Regions from separate parts of the Homo sapiens genome. Here regions 1, 2, 4 and 5 are each linked to region 3. A link is a contact called in ENCODE Hi-C or POLR2A ChIA-PET data. All regions are on one chromosome and are shown on one strand. The core of a region is the stretch at or near the end of the contact, and the rest is flanking DNA. Distances in the headings are between cores, read along the strand shown. Region 1 holds the start of TMOD4 (tropomodulin 4). Region 2 overlaps VPS45 (vacuolar protein sorting 45 homolog). Region 3 holds the start of ENSA (endosulfine alpha). Region 4 holds the start of ZNF687 (zinc finger protein 687). Region 5 holds the start of PSMD4 (proteasome 26S subunit ubiquitin receptor, non-ATPase 4).

Evidence for each region. A loop is a pair of places that touch in the nucleus more often than their neighbours do. ChIA-PET counts read pairs that join two places held with the same protein, here RNA polymerase II (POLR2A). Pooled maps may share reads with other maps.
Region 1: POLR2A ChIA-PET joins it to region 3 with 12 read pairs in PC-9. The contact joins the promoter of TMOD4 here to the promoter of ENSA in region 3. A Hi-C loop is called at or near these places in 1 of 168 maps with a recorded cell type or tissue (naive thymus-derived CD4-positive, alpha-beta T cell) and 10 of 50 pooled maps. POLR2A ChIA-PET finds 5 or more read pairs at or near these places in 2 of 52 experiments (PC-9 and activated T-cell).
Region 2: a pooled map shows a loop between it and region 3 (2.5-fold over the local background). The contact joins the enhancer-like site here to the promoter of ENSA in region 3. A Hi-C loop is called at or near these places in 1 of 50 pooled maps. POLR2A ChIA-PET finds 5 or more read pairs at or near these places in 2 of 52 experiments (T-cell and naive thymus-derived CD8-positive, alpha-beta T cell).
Region 4: a map of naive thymus-derived CD4-positive, alpha-beta T cell shows a loop between it and region 3 (20-fold over the local background). The contact joins the promoter of ZNF687 here to the promoter of ENSA in region 3. A Hi-C loop is called at or near these places in 1 of 168 maps with a recorded cell type or tissue (naive thymus-derived CD4-positive, alpha-beta T cell) and 11 of 50 pooled maps. POLR2A ChIA-PET finds 5 or more read pairs at or near these places in 1 of 52 experiments (CD4-positive, alpha-beta T cell).
Region 5: a pooled map shows a loop between it and region 3 (10-fold over the local background). The contact joins the promoter of PSMD4 here to the promoter of ENSA in region 3. A Hi-C loop is called at or near these places in 7 of 50 pooled maps. POLR2A ChIA-PET finds 5 or more read pairs at or near these places in 2 of 52 experiments (activated CD8-positive, alpha-beta memory T cell and naive thymus-derived CD8-positive, alpha-beta T cell).

Annotation. Positions count from the first base shown.
Region 1 is chr1:151,174,359-151,177,771 of GRCh38, forward strand. It overlaps TMOD4 (tropomodulin 4), which reads right to left and starts at 1,623. Exons shown (of 10, transcript NM_013353.3): 1 at 1,566-1,623; 2 at 395-559; 3 at 33-189. The coding sequence starts at 517. VPS72 (vacuolar protein sorting 72 homolog) reads right to left here. Exons shown (of 6, transcript NM_005997.3): 6 at 1,946-2,673. The coding sequence ends at 2,286.
Region 2 is chr1:150,088,574-150,092,087 of GRCh38, forward strand. VPS45 (vacuolar protein sorting 45 homolog) reads left to right here. Exons shown (of 15, transcript NM_007259.5): 11 at 3,364-3,514. Among named protein-coding and RNA genes, the nearest start is that of VPS45, 23 kb to the left of the region's middle. Within about 2 kb of position 1,683, at least 4 of the 41 ENCODE cell types and tissues checked have a DNase peak (open chromatin) inside an H3K27ac peak, as active enhancers do.
Region 3 is chr1:150,628,237-150,631,882 of GRCh38, forward strand. ENSA (endosulfine alpha) reads right to left here and starts at 1,376. Exons shown (of 4, transcript NM_004436.4): 1 at 1,178-1,376. The coding sequence starts at 1,234. LOC112268239 (a long non-coding RNA gene) reads left to right here and starts at 1,583. Exons shown (of 2, transcript XR_007066603.1): 1 at 1,583-2,266. RefSeq lists enhancers at 1,091-1,360, 1,103-2,070, 2,071-3,040.
Region 4 is chr1:151,280,860-151,284,245 of GRCh38, forward strand. It overlaps ZNF687 (zinc finger protein 687), which reads left to right and starts at 1,440. Exons shown (of 9, transcript NM_020832.3): 1 at 1,440-1,536. ZNF687-AS1 (ZNF687 antisense RNA 1) reads right to left here and starts at 1,070. Exons shown (of 2, transcript NR_135595.1): 1 at 684-1,070. RefSeq lists silencers at 320-660, 1,342-1,621, 1,902-2,061 and enhancers at 403-1,287, 782-981, 1,012-1,241, 1,288-2,173, 2,482-2,551.
Region 5 is chr1:151,252,628-151,256,105 of GRCh38, forward strand. It overlaps PSMD4 (proteasome 26S subunit ubiquitin receptor, non-ATPase 4), which reads left to right and starts at 2,107. Exons shown (of 10, transcript NM_002810.4): 1 at 2,107-2,181. The coding sequence starts at 2,156. RefSeq lists an enhancer at 1,999-2,188 and a silencer at 2,229-2,368.

The DNA of each region.
Region 1 (3,413 bases), core at 373-2,872, 550 kb after region 3:
TCTACGAGGCATGGATGTCAGGGTCCCCATACCCTTCTTCTCGCCTGTGAAGGGCACCAAGTCATCACGCTCTTTGACTTCTAGTGCCTGTTGCTCCAAGTACTGCAAAAGGGCCTCTCGGTCCAGTGGCCCCGTTGGGCTCTTCTTTGTCTGGTCACGTTGTCTTAGTCCAGCTGGCAGGAGCATGTTCTTAGGGATGAGTTTTGGGGAGCAAGTCAGACCTCCCCTCTGACCTAGGTACTGCTAGGGCTCCCTAAAACATCACCGGACACCTTTCCCCTGGCCTTCTTAGGACCCTAGGTCCTGTAGCAAACCCTATTCTCAGCCACCCAGAGCCCAACACCCTTCCCAAATGCCTGGGACTGCCTCTGGTTCCCTGTGCTGGAGCCCCTACCTCAGGATCCATCTCCTGTAGTTCGCAGTCCAGCTGCTCTAGCTCCTCGGGGCTCAAGGTCCTTAGGATCTCATCTTCATCTATGTCTCTGTATTTCTCCAGTTCCTTCTGATATGATGACATGGTGGCCCCCACCCCCTCCCCACTGTGTGGTACTCACAGAGCCTGGGCAACATGGGACAAAAGGATGGACAATGGTAAGATGGACAGGGACACAGCAGGGACACAAAGAGACCAGCCAGGGGGGCAGAACATTGGATTGGATTTCTTGGAGATTAGAAGTCTAGTTGAGGATGGGAAGTGGGGAAGATTAGGTTGTTTAGAGTTAGAACTAGAGTCTCCTTTCTGCTTCCCCAGCTTCCAGCCACTCTGGATGGGGATCCCAGACATCTAAGCTGGGTTTGTCTTCCCACGGTATGACAGAGAAATCCTGGCAGCACCCCTCCCCTATAACCTCACTTGTCAGTGCCTTCGCCCTAACACAGCTGCTGGAAGCCCTGCCAACACAGCTGGTCCTATGCCCAGTTCCTATTGAAAGGGGATGAGGGGTGGGGGAATAGAGAGCTTCAGGGAAATTCCTCCTCTCCTCCTCATAATCCAGGCTTTTTCCTAAACCGGATAAAAAAACCAAGGACAATGAGGTGTAAGGGGAAGAGAGAGTCTCTTACCCCATCCTCATTTCCCTTTTATTGTGGGGGATCAAGATTTCACTTTCTGTGTTTGCTAAAATTTGAAGTCTTAAGGGAAAGCAAGGGCTCGGAGCAGTTGGGGGACTTCCAGGTTGGGGGAAGGGTAGTAAGGCCTCTGTGAGTCCCCATAATCTGTCCCTTGCTTTGGACAGGAAGGTGACACCAGACCAATGGGTGTAAATAGGGTAAAGTTTCTTTAAAAACAGTGGGAATATTAAACTCGCACAATTTTGTACAATATAAGATACGCATAAGGAGCTATGCATACACACCATGCTGAATATGAAAGATCCAGAAAGTATGTGAGACACATCGACAATGTAAACTATACACAGTTAAGGGGTAGGACGGCACAGTGGCAGAAATATACACTGAGTGACAGAGACAGGGACACACTCCACATCATTCCCCATAGGAGCCACTCTTCTCCTCCCATCTCCCACCGGGCTCTCATCCATAAGCCCCCTGTCTTCCCCACCTACCAGTCCTGGTGGTCACCTCCCTTCTCACCTCCCCTGTGTCAGTAGGTCTGTCTGTTCTACTAGAGCACTGTCCCAGCAGCAGGAGGAGCCCGGTGCCGGGGGAGAGGGTGGGGGAACAGTGAGCTCAGCATTTTATTATTTTAGCTCTGGCCAGGTGGGGGGTAGTGGGAGATCACATATACACAGCCCCCATACCCTGCCCAGCCCTGAGAGCCTCTAGTGGTCATTAACAGCCATGGCATCTCTTCCACTTCCCTTCATACAAGCCCCAGTCTGAGACATATGAGTTCGACTAGAATCAGCCAGTTCCTCCTTATTTGGTGCCTGCTGTATTCAAAACAGTGAGTGTAAAGTGATAGGAAGGTCAATACAAGGATGTGTTTTGGTGTGCAATTTTCAGATGTTTATAATTTAGTTGGAGGAATGAATACAATTTAGAAAGGACAGCTCATAATAAATGCTATCGAATAAAGACCCAAATATATGCAGGTATTCAAATACTTCTTGCTCCCAACCCTAGACTGGACACCAGACAAAAGGGATCTTTCTATTTTATTAGATTAAAAAACACAACGAAACCTGTAAGAACTAGGGGAAAAGGAAAAAGAAACAGATTAGGCAAAGATCAGAGATGACAAAGGGGAGAAGCAGGGAGAAGAAACGGAACAGCAAGAGCCCCAATCAGGGCAGGAAAGAAGTTTCTGAGGACTAGACATCTCTTCATTTAATGACAATTTTCTGGCGCAAGGCTCGGGGCCCAGAGCCAGGGAGGGGCTCAGGAGGTGGCGGGCCGGGGCCCAGGGCTGAGGCAGTGGGCGGCAGTCCATGGGCAGTAATGTACTTCTTGTAAGCCTCACGAATGATCTTGAAGGCTCGAGCAGTGGCATAGGGTATGTCTGTAACAGGGTCCCGGTATAGGGCTGGACGATGGGTCACTGGACAGACCTCACGAACAGGGACTTTTGGGGGCCGCCCTTGGGGGAACCATTCCTCGAAAGTTGCATCATCACTAAAAGTGATGAAGGTACGTGAGCAGCGAGCAGGGGGGTTGACGGGTCCAGTCCCAGCATGAGGAGTCAATGCAGACACCGAGGGAGCAGGATCAAGTCTGAGGACAAAAGACAAGGAAAAACACAAAGAGCTGAGGAGAGAAGACAACAGATACAGAAAGAAGGAAATCAGGCTGGGTGCAGTGGCTCACACCTGTAATTCCAGCACTTTGGGAGGCTGAGGCAGGCAGATGACGAGGTCAGGAGTTCGAGACCAGCCTGACTAACAAGGTGAAACCCTGTCTCTACTAAAAATACAAAAATTAGCCGGGCGTGGTGGCGGATGCCTGTAATCACAGCTACTCAGGAGGTTGAGGCAGGAGAATCACTTGAAGCCAGGAGGCGGAGGTTGCATGGAACCAAGATCGTGCCATTACACTCCAGCCTGGGTGACAGAGCAGCGAGACTCCATCTCAAAAAAAAAAAAAAAAGAAAAGAAAGAAAGAAGGAAATCAGAGAGATGAGGAAAGAGAAAAAGGAGGCAGGGTGTTGGGAACATTCTGAGGAACGTACTAAGTGACTGATGGGAAAAGAAAGCTAGGCTAGAAGGAAAAACAGGAAAGAGAAGAACAGAGAAGCTAAAAGAAAAAGGAATAAGAAAGAAATAAGCTGGGCTGGGCGCGGTGGCTCACACCTGTAATCCCAGTATTTTAGGAAGATGAAGCGGGACGATTACTTTAACCCAGGAGTCTGGGCAACACAGCGAAACCGTCTCTACAAAAAATACAAAAATTAGCATGTGTGGCTGTACTCCCAGCTACTTGGGAGGCTAAGGTGGGAGGATCGCCTGAGCACAGGA
Region 2 (3,514 bases), core at 433-2,932, 540 kb before region 3:
GGCTCAAGCTACTCTCCCACCTCAGCCTCCCCAGTAGCTGGGACTACAGGTATACACTGCCATGCCCAGCTAATTTTTGTATTTTTGTAGAGACAGAATTTCACCATGTTGTCCAGGCTGGTCCCCAGCTCCTGAGCTCAAGCAGTCCACCTGCATCGGCCTCCCAAAGTGCTGGGATTATAGACCTGAGCCACCGTGCCCGACCTAAATACTGCTTTTCTTGGTCCATTCATCTGTTGATGGACATTTAGGTTGATTTTATATCTTGGCTATTTTGAATAGTGCTGCAGTAAACATAGGAGTGCAGATAGCTCTTCAACATACTGATTTCATTTCCTTTGGATATATACCAAGTAGTTAGATTGCTAAATCATATAGTAGTTCTATTTTTAATTTTTTAAGGAATCTTCATACTATTTTCCATAATGGCTGTACTAATTTACATTCCCACCAGTTGTGTGTAAGGGTTCTTATTTCTCCACGTCATCATCAACAACACTTACTATCTCTAATAAGAAACAGCCAAGAGTCAAGATCCAAGTGAAGGTAAATAGAAAAGGGCAGAGACTGATTACTGCAAATAGTCTTTGACTGTCATCATACCAGTTTTGTGAATTTATAGTTACTTGGATTTCTCAGATTTGCTTAAAAGTACAGAGACAGATCAGCCAGAAAAGGTGGTAAGAGAGTGACTGCAAGGGCAGGAAATGAGACATTGTGCCTATAAGAAAAGTAACAACAGAAATCCCAAATGGGATTTCTTTTCTTTTTAAAAAAATTTTTTAAAATTTTTATTTATTTATTTGAGACAGTTTCACTCTGTCGCCCAGGCTGGAGTACTGTGGCACGTAATCTCGGCTCACTGCAACCTCCGCCTCCCAGGTTCAAGCAATTCTCCTGCCTCAGCCTCTTGAGTAGCTGAGACTACAGGCACCCGCCACTACATCCTGCTAATTTTTTGTATTTTTAGTAGAGAGGGAGTTTCACCATGTTGGCCAGGCTGGTCTCGAACTCCTGACCTCAAGTGATCCACCTACCTCGACCTCACAAATTGTTGGGATTACAGGTGTAAGCCATGGCACCCGGCCCCCAACAGGATTTCTTAATGTTTTAAACTTACGCTGTTGATTGAGATACATACATAATTTGTACCTGAAATTTCTTCATATTATAGTAGAAAATAGTGGAACATTTGAACAGATACCCTAAATGGGCTGTATTCCGTGGCTGCTCTAGGGGAAAGATCCCATGAAAGGAAAAAAATAAGAAAAATCTTACGAATTTGGGATCGAAATCTACAGAAGAGAAGTTTCTCCCTTTTTGATCCCTTAAGGATGATGGTAGTGAAATAGTAACCCAAAAAATCAACAATAGAAATCTCTTTCAGAGAACTCTGTACTTGAAAGCTACATGGGAGGTTCCCCATTATCATCATAGTCCCTAGTCAGTGTGAACAGAAGAGCTCTTAGACATTGGACATGGTTGTTGTCAGGTACAAAAGAGATAATGTACGTGAAAGCATTTTGTAAGTTGTAAAGTAATCATATAGTTGATAGTTATGTCCTCAGAATTCAGTGCCCTTCAAGGCTCTTGCCAGCCTTTCAAACCAAGCCATTTCTTCCTCTGATTTCCATATTTATTTTGATAGTGCCACTGCTTTTGGTCTCTCACACTGGTTCCAATACTTACTGATTCTTCAGGACCTTTGGCAAGTGTCACCTCTGTGAAGTCTTTCCTAATTTCTCAACAACCCAATATACTTTCTCTTCCCCTTTCTCTCCCCTTCCTCTTTTGCACTGATTTTCAGCTTTTGCTTTTTGTTTTGTTTTTTGCATACATGTTTCTGTTATAACACCACATATTTGTTCCTGAAAAACCTCATATTCTATAAAAACATGCACTAAAAAAAGGGTTATGAGAATATAGGGTTATAAGCAGACCACTTAAAATCTACATGACTATAGAAAGAAAGAAAACATTCATATAATTTTTAAATCAGAGCCCTAATAAAAATAGTAACAATTATAATAAAAATACTAGCATGGTTAAATCTCCACCGGCATTTGCACCTAGAAATAGAGCCAGTCCATCCTCTGCAGCCTTATTCCTGGGGCTCATGTTTTCTTCAAATTATAAGGTCTTGAAAATACTCACTTCTCATAAAGACTACTTTGTCAAAATTAAAAATACCATATGGAGACAGCTTTCTTCATCAATCAGTGTTTGATTGTTATTTTGTTTTGTTTTGCTTTTTTACACAGTGCAATATATTTGCATCCTTTTTATTTGCACTTGCCCTTTCCCCATATAGCATAACACAGTGGAAAGTGCAACAGTTCTTGAAGCTACAAAACCAGATACTTCTTGCAGAACACACTTCTGTAGGATTATCATCTTTTTTTCTTAAGGTATTGGTAAGGCTTCCCCTTTAATCATAAGAAAGCCTATCCATTCTGGAAAAATTACATGTGAACCAATATGCCTTCTGTGTTAAACTGACACCATTTCCATATTTATCCATCTCACAGAACTAAAGTACATTAAAGAAACATGTATATAGCAGAATAAATTATATTACTTTGATCATCCTTCACCCCATTGACTGTGAACTCACTGGGGACAGGAATTGTCTTTAACTTATCTGTGTGCCTGCAACAGTGCATGACATACTGCCTTATGGGGACTCAAAAGTATTTGTTGACTTGAATTAAATTATTTGTTCTGCTGCATAATAAATATAAATCTATACTATATGGAAGGTCCTGAATATGAGGATTAAAAAATGTAAACATGGCTTCTCCTGGCCCCCTTTCCTATCGGTACCTGCCTCTTAAAATCATTAAGTACTAAATCTAGAGATTACATGCTATTACATACTCATCTCTGTCAACCATGTTGAGACATGTTCTGATGCTTCTTAGAGATCAAGCCCAGTCTGTGTAAAATTCTACCAACTTGTCTCCATTTCACTGGTCAATCATTAATACTAAGAGAAAGCAGTAGGTTTTGCAAATCAACTAGTCAGTTTTGTTGTGCCGTATTGATTCAAGTCGTGGAAATAGTAAGTGTTCTTTCAGCAAGGAAATTACAACTTCAGCTATTGGAAAAGAAAAGTGGAACTATCCATTATTAAATTCATTTTTGTCCTAAAGCAATTACAATGGAAATATATTTCCTTATTTAATTCTTACCTTGGACAAAAGGCATTTAATTTTCTATAGTTGAGACAGTTGCTAAATGTATGACTTATAATTGTCATAGTAGTGATGTATCACTACCATTCAATAATTATTAGATCTAAGGCATTGTACAACAGATGACTCAAGTGAAAGGGGGATAAATATAAGTTCTATCTTTCTTCAGAATATAAAAAGGCTTCTGCAGAACCCCAAAGTGACAGAGTTTGATGCTGCCCGCCTGGTGATGCTTTATGCTTTACATTATGAGCGACACAGCAGCAATAGCCTGCCAGGACTAATGATGGACCTCAGGAATAAAGGTGTTTCTGAGAAGT
Region 3 (3,646 bases), core at 126-2,625:
CACCTGTTAGGTCTCCCTGTGGAGGCGGCTAGCTATGTGGCCTTCTCCAAAGATCTCCACCTGAGTAATGGCACAGCCTTGCTTCAACATTTCCACAAATATTATGGTAGCAAGCTGATAAACAGAGAGGAAAATGATACTGTTTTTAACCTCAGGAAAACAAAGATACAGTAGGCTCACTAGTATTTACCCACCAGTTTTCATCAAAAAAATCAATACCTACCCTGGTGGTGCAGGGACTCTCACTACTGTAGTCAATCTCTTTTTTTTTTTTTTGTGGTCCCTGCTGCCCTTTAGTGACTTTTTGAAAAGATATGAAGTCAACGTATGACTCTTTTTAGTGGAATTATATTCCTTTCTCTTGGAAATTACGCATAGATATAACACCAAGTGTATTTAATGAGTACCTGAACCCAGTACTAAATTTTAAAAGTCAAATACAAACCCCAATAAGGGGTTTATTTGGCGTTAGTGTTTCCATCACGGAATCGCAGGTGCACTAAGTCCCTGCCTTGGAAGTCTAGGGGAAGAGAGAAGTGTCTTTCTCACGACCCTGTCGGCGTCTTTTCCAAGTTTAATTACCATGATTCTGTTTGGAACTCTAGCCCTCTTCAATATTGCTGGGTCCTCACTGAAGGTGAGCAATAGACCATCCTTAGCTACTAAAATAGGTCTCTTGAGAAAGTTGCCGCCTTAAACTAGCCATTATAATAACTACACTTCTCCCCTCCCCCAATACTGGTTTTTTTTTAAACGTCTTTACCTCGACCCCTATCTTTGCGGATTGAGGCTGCGGGCCCCAGCCCGGTTGCTGGGTCACTTACCTCTACAAACCAATAACACACATCACACCCAAGACCACCAGCCATCCCCTTTCCATTCACCGTCTTTCCAACCACCCGCCCCACGTCCATGCTCGGCCAATTATAGCACAGCGTCCAAGGTTTGAGCGGTAGGCCTATTGGCCAATCAGGAAGAGTACAGTACTGAGTGACAAACGACCCAACTAACCAGCGCCAAAGCAGCATGTCGTGTTGAAGCTCACCCAGCGTGACGCAAAAAGTGGCCAACCCCTGCGGAGCCTGAGACCATGGCGACCAATCCGCACTGGTGGGAGACCGTCTCCCGCCCCATCACGGTCTCCCCAGCTCGCCCGCCCGCACCCCTTCCACTTCACCTGCTTCTCCTCGCCGGTCTCCTCCGCAGGGTTCTCTTCTTCTTGTTTCTGGGACATGGCGGGACCGGGACTGTGGAGTGTAAGGGGCCCGGGAAGGCAACCGGAGAAGGGAAGGGGGAGGGGAAACGGGGACAACCTGCGCTGCTGCTTCGGCTCCTGTCACTAGGGTTGCTCAGTCAAAATGGCGGCCCTTGCCCGTGACGTTGCGACCGCCCCTTCCTATGAGAGCCAGTGGGAGTGAGGTAGATAGGGCAATGACGTAACGATCTACCAATAGTCGCCGTCTAAAGGTGGGCTCTATAGAGGCGACCGGCAAGCTGGAACACCAACCTGGAAAGAGAGTGAGCCACAAGGACCAATTGGAAGCCTGTGGGGGATATCGGGGGCGGGGCTGCTGGCTGTGGTACTTTTGCAGCTTTGGTGGGCTCCGGCTTCCTTCACTCCAGCCCACCGCGTCCGAGAGACTTAGCAGGGCGTCAAACTGGAGAGCGGAAGGATGGAACCTTTTATTCTCAGGTGGAGAGGATTAAGCTTTGCGGTGTTAGCAGAAAATGATCGAGCTCCAGAAAATGATTTGGAGGTCAGATTCGATTTTAAAGTAGTACTAACAGGCCGGGCGCGGTGCCTCACGCCTGTAATCCTAGCACTTTGGGAGGCCGAGGTGGGCGGATCACCTGAGGTTAGGAGTTCGAGACCAGCCTGACCAACATGGTGAAACCCCGTCTCTACTAAAAATACAAATATTAGCCGGGCGTGGTGGCGGGCGTTTGTAATCCCAATTACTTGGGAGGCTGAGGCAGGAGAATCGCTTGAACCCTGCAGGCGGAGGTTGCAGTGAGCCGAAATCGCGCCACTGCACTCCAGCCTGGGTGACAGGACGAGACTTTGTCGCGAAAAATAAAATAAAACGGTACCAATGGTATTACGATGTGTCACTTGGCCTGTGGAAGAGAGAGACTGAGTCTCAACCCGAGCTGTCTTGCAAAACACTAATGGCTTACGTTCCGTAGTTTCACTCTTATGTGTAGTTTTTATATTCCATCAGGGTGATCCCTTGGGGACTACGCTCCTTGAAACAAGGAGGACAGTGTAAGTATGTGGTAAACATTTGGTAAATACGGTTAATACTAGTTAACCTATCCAGAATTACAGTTTAACATTTCCTGGGCGTCTGTCTGTATGTGGATGGTACTGTGTTAGTTGGGGGGGGTACGTGTATAGTAAGGCAGTCTCTGCCCTTAGAAAGCTTACAGGCCTGGCTGGGCGCGGTGACTCACGCCTGTAATGCCAGCACTCTGGGAGGCGTAGGCGGGCGAATCACTTGAGGTCAGGAGTTCGAAACCAGCCTGGCCAACATGGTGAAACCCTGTCTCTACTAGAAATACAAAACAAGGCTGGGCACGGTGGCCCACGCATGTAATCCCAGCACCTTGGGAGGCCGATGAGGGTGGATCATGATGTCAGGCGATAGAAACCATCCTGGTCAACATGGAGAAACCCCGTCTCTACTAAAAATACAAAAATTAGCCAGGCGTGGTGGCGTGCACCTGTAGTCCCAGCTACTCAGGAGCCTGAGGCAGGAGAATCGCTTTTACCTGGGAGGCGGAGGTTGCAGTGAACCGAGATCGCATCTCGCCACTGAACTCCAGCCTGGGTGACAGTGAGAGTCCGTCTCAAAAAAAAAAAAAAAAAAAGAGTGGCAGATAAGAAGTGCTCTTTATGGAGATAATTTGGTGGTAATGAATAAAAAGACTCAGAATTCCAAGCAGAAAACTACCAGAGATGAACAGTCTAGCCGAGTCCTCTGCAAACGTTAGGTGGGAGATAATTAGGATTTAACCTAGAAACGTAGTAGTTAAGAATAGAAAATAGTGAACCTAACCAAGAGAGTCTGTGACAATGGAATCCACTAGACTAGCAGCTGACTGAATAGAGAATGAGAAGACTGTGTGCCTCAAGGTGATTATTTATAGAAACAATAAATTCAAGAAGAGGAGTCAATTTGGGAATGGAGCTGAAAAGCAGAGAGAAAATAAGGCATTCAGTTTTGAAAACATGGACTTTTTTTTTTTTTTTTTTTTTTTTTTGAGACGGAGTCTCGCTCTGTCACCCAGGCTGTAGTGCAGTAGCACAATCTCAGTTCCCTACAACCTCTGCCTCGCGGGTTAAAGTGATTCTCCTGCCTCAGCCTCCCGACTACAGGTGTGCGCCACCATGCCCGGCTGATTTTTGTATTTTTAGTAGAGACAGGGTTTCGCCATGTTGGCCAGGCTGGTCTCAAACTCCTGAACTCAGGTGACCTGCCTGCCTCGGCCTCCCAAATGCTGGGATTACGGGCGTGAACCACCGTGCCCGGCCTGAAAACATGGACTTTATTAAAAGCGAATGAACCATTTGGTGGAGACATCCAGGCAATGAAGACTTAGGATAAATGACCTCTAAGATCTCCATATCTGAAATTTAAGGGTT
Region 4 (3,386 bases), core at 190-2,689, 650 kb after region 3:
GTCTGGACGACAGAATGAGGCCCCGTTTCAAAAAATAAAAAATAAAAAACTTCGCCAAGGTAGGGAGTAGTGGCTCACGTCTGTAGGATTGCTTGAGACCAGCCTGGGCAACATGGCAAAACCCTGTCTCTTCAAAAAATAAAAAAGTTAGCAGGGCGATTTGGCGCTCACTTGTAGTCCCAGCTACTCAGGAGGCTGAGGCGGGAGGATCACTGGAGCCTGGGAGGTTGAGGCTGCAGTCAGCCGTGATCGCGCCACTGTGCTCCCGCCTGGGCAGCAGAGTGAGGCTCTGCCTCAAAAAAATTAATTAAAAAATAAAAACACGCCGTTAACGAGCGGCTGCGTGCGCGAGGTGGCACACTGGGCTTGCATACGAATTCTGCCAGTGAGTGCTATTAGAGCATCAAGGAGATTCATTTTCCGAGCGACTCCTCCCTTTCCCCCGCCTCCAGGGGGCGTGGCAACAAAGCGCGGGAAAACTCGACCTTGACCCCACCCCCACTCCATGCTGGGGGCGGGGAAAAGGGGAGCCCTTAAATGGGAAATGGAGCTGGCGGTTCCCCCCCCAGCCCATACTTAGGACGCCTATCAGTTGCTCCTTTAATGCCTCTTTGGAAATGGCCCGGCCACGCCAGCACTCCTACGTCACCTCCCCCGCTTCCGGTCCGCGAGCCCTTCCCAACCTTTAGGTCCCGATTCCTTCCATGCTCCAAATCCCGTGCCCCGTCCACGCCCTCCCGCAGAGGGAGGAGCGACGGGTTACGCTGTCGCCCAGGAGCTGAACCGCGCGAGGACCCCATCCATCAGATTATATGGCGATTTAGACGGTGGGAAGACCGCAAGGAAATGGTCAGCGGATGACGTAATGTTTGGGGTGGCGTCCCATTCTGTAACTTCTGTACGGCATCAGTGACACGGGTTTAGCTTGAAACAGCGCAAAAGGACCTACACTTCTGTGCTCCACTCCGACTCAATGCGGTTCTGCTCTCAGTGCCCACCACACAGAAGCTGGGTTCCTTACATTCGCGAAAGTGAACTGCAGCTTCAAGCTTCGAGCGGCCAGTAGGGAGCGAGGGGCGGAGACGCACCTGGGTGCTCCCCCTTCCAGTAGGCAAGCTGGGAAGCAGGCTGGCTTCTTTCTAAGCGACAGTGGCGGAGGCCAATCGTTTACGAGACTCGTAGATGGGGCAGACGGACCCCGGCGCAGCCAATGGGGAGAGGTATCTTCAGAGGGCCTCGGCCCCTTGCCCAATGAGCATAAGAGGACTGTGCGGGGCTAGTTCCGAGCGGCAGTATTTAGGGCCAACCCAGTGCGGGGCTGGAAGGGGCACAGGGCTGAGCGACGGGGGCAAGGGCCAATGGCGAGTGCGAAAACGGGCAGCCCAGACCTGGAGCGCGGAGGGAGGAGAGGGAGTGGGGAGGCCGAACCGGAGAGAAGCAGGAAGTAGCGGCGGCCGCGGGGAGGGCGGCGGTGGCTGCAGCGGCTGGAGCGGGGTAGAGACCGCCGGGTCTCGGCCCGCACCAGGAGCGGAACAAGTAAGCGTGCCTGGGGTAAATACCCGCCCTTGGCTCCGCCCCCTTGGGGGGGGCGGGTAAATACCCCCGCCCCTCCCCCACTTGGTCAACTACCCCCTTCTCCGCGCCGCCCCCTGGGGCGGCTTCTAGGAAGGCCCAGACACCGCCTCCATCCATTGGGGCGGATGGGCGAAACTCCTGGCCTGTTGTAAGCACAGTCCGTAGCCGGGTAAACCCCCAGGAGGGTCGAGAACCCCAGGTCCTGGCGCCCCCGGCTCGAGAGGCACCCGAAGTGCGGCCCGGAGATTGAAGGCTGCGGGATGTCGCGACCTAAAATGGTGTCCGTTCCCGGGGATGGGGGCGGGGGACCTGGGCCAGGCCGGAGCAGAACCTGCACCCCGACTGGGTGCGGGTCAGCGTCCGGGCCCGGGCAAGACTCAGGCTTGCGCCCCCGGCCCCCTGCGCACCCCCCGATCAGTCTCCAGTCTCTAGCGAGCCTCCGGGAGTGCGCGGCGGGAGGAGGCTCCGCTGCGCCCGGAGGGGAGGGGACGAGGTCCGAGTTGGGACGGACCCCAGCTAGAGAGCTGAGAGTCGCGCAGAGACCGTCCCCTCTCTCCTCCCCTCTTTCCAGCTCCCCACCCTATCCTGTGTAGTCCTGGGTCCCCAGGTGCTGCGCAGCAGCTCCCAAAGGGCCTGGCCTGGCTGAGGCCCGGCCTTCGCTTCGCACGCCGGTGCGAGTGAGAGAAGGGCCGCGCGCCTCAGTTTCCCTTGTAGTTTCTCATGTGTACACCCCGCCCCCTCCTCGAAACCCAGGACTTGCTCCCCGCGCCAGCCCTCGGCAGATGGCAGGGACTTAATTCCGTCTGCTACCCAGCTTGGCCTCAACCTAATCGCCGCCAGCCCCTCGCCCTCCTCTGCGCTGCAGGCCTTGGGCCCGGGCAAAGGTCAGTGGAGCCCCCACTCGACCTGGGCCTGTTCAGCCTCTTCCTGTTCAGCCTCTTTGGCTTTTGGGGAACCACAGAGGGAAAGGGGGCGGGGGAGATAGGAGCCCTAGAGACAGGGCTCAGCAGTCGCAGGAAGGCCTGATCCTCCTTGGCTTGAGCTTGGCGGCTTGCTTGGTCGACTGTCTGCTCTGGGTGGGTGGCCATCGGATGACCTCTAAGTCACTGGGGCACCCAAGAGGGAGGTGGCTGGCGGGGTGTGGGGGCGGGTGAGTTCGCAGGTGTTTTCTCCTAGTCCCCGCTGGTCTTCGTTGTAGCAGTCCACTTTTCTGAGTACCTGAGTGGAAGGTAGCTCAGGCCTCTGGTCAGGAGGGAACCAGGCTTAGGAGCCAGGCCTATAGAGACAAGGGTTTTTGTTTAAACCCAGATTCTGCAGAATTGAATAGGGTGGGGGTGAGGGGAGGACTCCCCCTTTGGTTTTGCCCCCACCCCAACCTTGGTCCCAGCAATCCCAGCTGCCACTTGCTGGGACTGTCTCTAGTTACAGTCTGAAGACTGGAGAGAGGTGGGAGAGCTGGCTGGGAAATGGCCTGCAACCTGGGCAGGGAATGGATAGGGATAGACTCTTTAGTTGCTTCTTCGTAGATACAGAAACACTCATGGGGAGACACTGGTAGGGGACAGACCTGGGTCTCCCACAAACTCTGAGCTGGCCTGCTTGTTGGATTAGTGCCACATAATTCTTGTGGGATTTTTAATTTTATTTTTTGCACTTGGCCAGGTTGAGGCTAGGTGAAACTTCCTGGGCTACTGTTGCCACAGGAAAATGGAAAGGGTGAGGAGTTAAAGTTAGGGGATGGAATGGGGTGAGGAGCTTGGAGCAGAAATGATGGGTGAGGGTTGAGGGAGCCTGGCTTTTTCCCACTGTGG
Region 5 (3,478 bases), core at 857-3,356, 630 kb after region 3:
AGTGCTGGGATTACAGGCGTGAGCCACCGTGCCCAGCTGGCCTTCTTTTTTTCATTATGGGAATTTCCAAACCAAAAGTAGAGTAGTATGGTGAACCACTATGTACACATAACCCAGCCTCAATAATTATCAACATAAATAAGACCAGCGTGGCCGGGTGCAGTGGCTCAAGCCTGTAATCCCAGTTTTCGGAGGCTGAGATGGGAGGCCAGGAGTTAGAGGTTGCAGTGAGCTATGTATGATTGCACCACTGCTGCACTCCAGCCCAGTGAGACCTTGTCTCTTTTGTTTTACTTTGAGACCCTGTCTCAAAAAACAAAACTATTTGTTTCTTCCAGAGGATTAAGTTAAATCCCAAACTTCATATACTTTTTTTATCTATGAATACAACATATAACCCTTAATAAAGCCTACTTTTATAAGGGTGATAACTTTAACACTATTATCATGCCTAAAAAAATTGCTTAATATCAAATATCCAGCTGATGTGATGGCTCACGCCTGTAATCCCAACACTTTGAGACTTTTTTTTTTTCAGAGATGGGGTCTGGCTATGTTGCCTACGCTGGTCTCGAACTCATGCGCTCAAGCCATCCTCCCACATCAAAAAATTAAAAACAAATTAGCTGGGCTTGGTGGCATGCACCTATAGCCCCAGCTACTCAGGAGGCTGAGGCAGGAGGATGGCTTGAACCCGGGAGGTGGAGATTGCAGTGAGCCGAGATCAGGCCACTGCACTCCAATCTGGGCAACAGAGCGACACCCTGTCTCAAACAATAAAACTTTGTAGAGACGGAGTCTGGCTGTGTTGTCCAGGCTGGTCTCAGACTCCTAGCCTGAGTTGATCCTCCTGCCTGGGCCTCCCAAAACGCTGGGATTATAAAACCTAAGCCATTGCATCAGGCCTTGAATGTAATTTTTGATTAACCAAAACGGTTTAGTGGTTTGTTCTTTGGCAGATTAGTTAATATAATTGAGTTGTCAAATCTTTTCCGGGCTCTGTACTGGGCTTAGGGAATTGTAAAGATTAAGACACGTTGCCGGCCAGGTGTGGTGGCTCACGCCTGTAATCCCAGCACTTTGGGAAGCTGAGGTGGGTGGATCATCTGAGGTCAGGAAATCGAGACCAGCCTGGCCAACATGGTGAAACCTCGTCTCTACTAAAAATACAAAATTAGCCGGGCATGGTGGAATGCCCCTGTAGTCCCAGCTACCTGGGAGGCTGAGGCAGGAGAATCCCTGGAACCCAGGAGGTGGAGGTTGCAGTGAGCCGAGATCGAGCCACTGCACTCTAGCCTGGGTGAAAGAGCGAGACTCCTCCGTCTCAAAAAAAAAAAAAAAAAAAAAAAAAAAAAAAAAAAAAAAGGCACGTTGCCCACCCTTAGTTAAACGAGGGAGGAGATAAATATACAAATAAATTCAATTGAAGGGTATAAGGGCTTGTTGAATTAAAATTCTACAGGGAACTGAGGGCTGTAGAAAGTCATTAGCGATCCCGACACTTTTTTTTTTCTTTTTTTGAGACGGAGTCTCACTCTGTCCCCCAGGCTGGAGTGCAGTGGCGCGATCTCGGCTCACTGCAATCTCTGCCTCCCGGGTTCAAGTAATTCTCCTGCCTCAGCCTCCCGAGTAGCGGGGATTACAGGCGTGCGCCACCATGCCCGGCTAATTTTTTGTATTTTTAGTAGAGACAGGGTTTCACCATGCTGGCCAGGCTGGTCTCGAACTCCTGACCTCGTGATCCGCCCGCCTTGGCCTCCCAAAGTGCTGGGCTAACAGGCGTGAGCCACCGCGCTCGGCCGATCCCGACACTTTTTTAAAATGCCGAAGCCGGAATCGACACAGCACTTTCAAAGGTTCCTCCATAGCTCCCCTGAGATCCGGCCAGCGGGAAACCCCAACTGAGAACTGCAATGGCAGGGAAAGTGGAGGCTAGATCCTGTTTTTTGTGTTACCGCGATTCCCTTCAACTACCCTCAAGACGCCTACAAATTTGTTTGGCGGCACCTACAACTCCCAGAACGCAACGTGGGGGACGGAGGCGGAAGCAGCTGGCCAAGCCGAGGTCTGTGATTGGTGAAGAGCGACGGGCCAATTGGAGGAGTTGTTGTTAGGCCGTCCCGGAGACCCGGTCGGGAGGGAGGAAGGTGGCAAGATGGTGTTGGAAAGCACTATGGTGTGGTGAGGAGCTACTTCGGGGCAGGAGGGGCAGAGCTGGGTTCCGGGCGCGTGTAGCGCCAAGGCAGGGAGGGCCTGGGGTGGGGGCCAGGGGCTCATGGGCGAGAGGCGGCCCTGGCCCCGGAGGTAAGGAGCCCGCTGGACTCCCTGAGTCATCCCGGGGCCCTGGAGTGGCGGATAGTCCCGGGTTACCACTGTTACCCCCAGGGGGACGGTCATTGACTGGTCATTCCTGCTTCCTTTCTCTGTTCTAGCGCCGTCTTCTCTAGAGCAGCCCGGGTCTGTCTTTAGCTACAGTTCTGCTTTTCGGACTCATCGTAATAGTTTTCTGCCCTCCTTTCTTTGCAAAATAACGTCTATTAGGAAAATAGATTATTAATCCCTTCCTCTCCCCATTCCCTCGTCTCTAACTTCATTACCTTTCCCTGTATCATCTTCAAAGGTACCATTTACAGATTGCTTTTTATGTATCAGTCATTTTGTTTATCTCACTTATACCTCACAACCACACCTTAAGGTAAATTATCTCTCCATTTTACGGTTCAGGATACCGAGTCTCAGCGATTTTAAGTGATTTGTCCAAAATCATACAGCTAGTTAAGTGGTGGAGTCAAGATTTAAACCCACGGCTGTCTGACACAAAGGCTTTATCCGGTGAGGTAGCTCTCTTTGTCAGTTTCAGGCTTGGGCTGAGTACCTATTACGAGTCACATTAGAAGAGGAGGACATAAATTTTTGCAGGGTTTCAAGAGTTCCTTCTAAGTGTAATCACTGAATGTAATACAGAATAGTTGACGAACACAAATCACCGATTGGGTGAAACAGGCACCTATGAGATTTCTTCTTTTTATTTTCTCGGGGGAGCATAGCATTGCCAGATAACATACAGGATGCCCAGTGAAATTTGAGTTTCAGATAAACGATGAATAATTTTTTTTTGAGACGGTCTCGCTCTGTCTCCCGGACTGGAGTGCAGTGGCCCAGTCTGGCTCACTGCAGCCTCCGCCTCCCTGGTTCAAGTGATTCCCAGTGATTGAACTAATTTACACTTGCACCAACGATAGAACAGTGTTCTCTTTTCTCGCAACCTTGCCAGCATCTGTTATTTTTTTAGTTTTTAGTAATAGCCATTCTGACTGGTGTTAGGTGGTATCTCGTTGTGGTTTTGATTTATTTGCATTTCTCTAATGATCAGTGATATTGAGGTTTTTTTAATAGGCTTGTTGGCTGTATGTATATCGTCTTTTGAAAAGTGTCTGGCTGGGGCGTGGCTCAGGCCTGTAATCCCAGCACTTTGGAA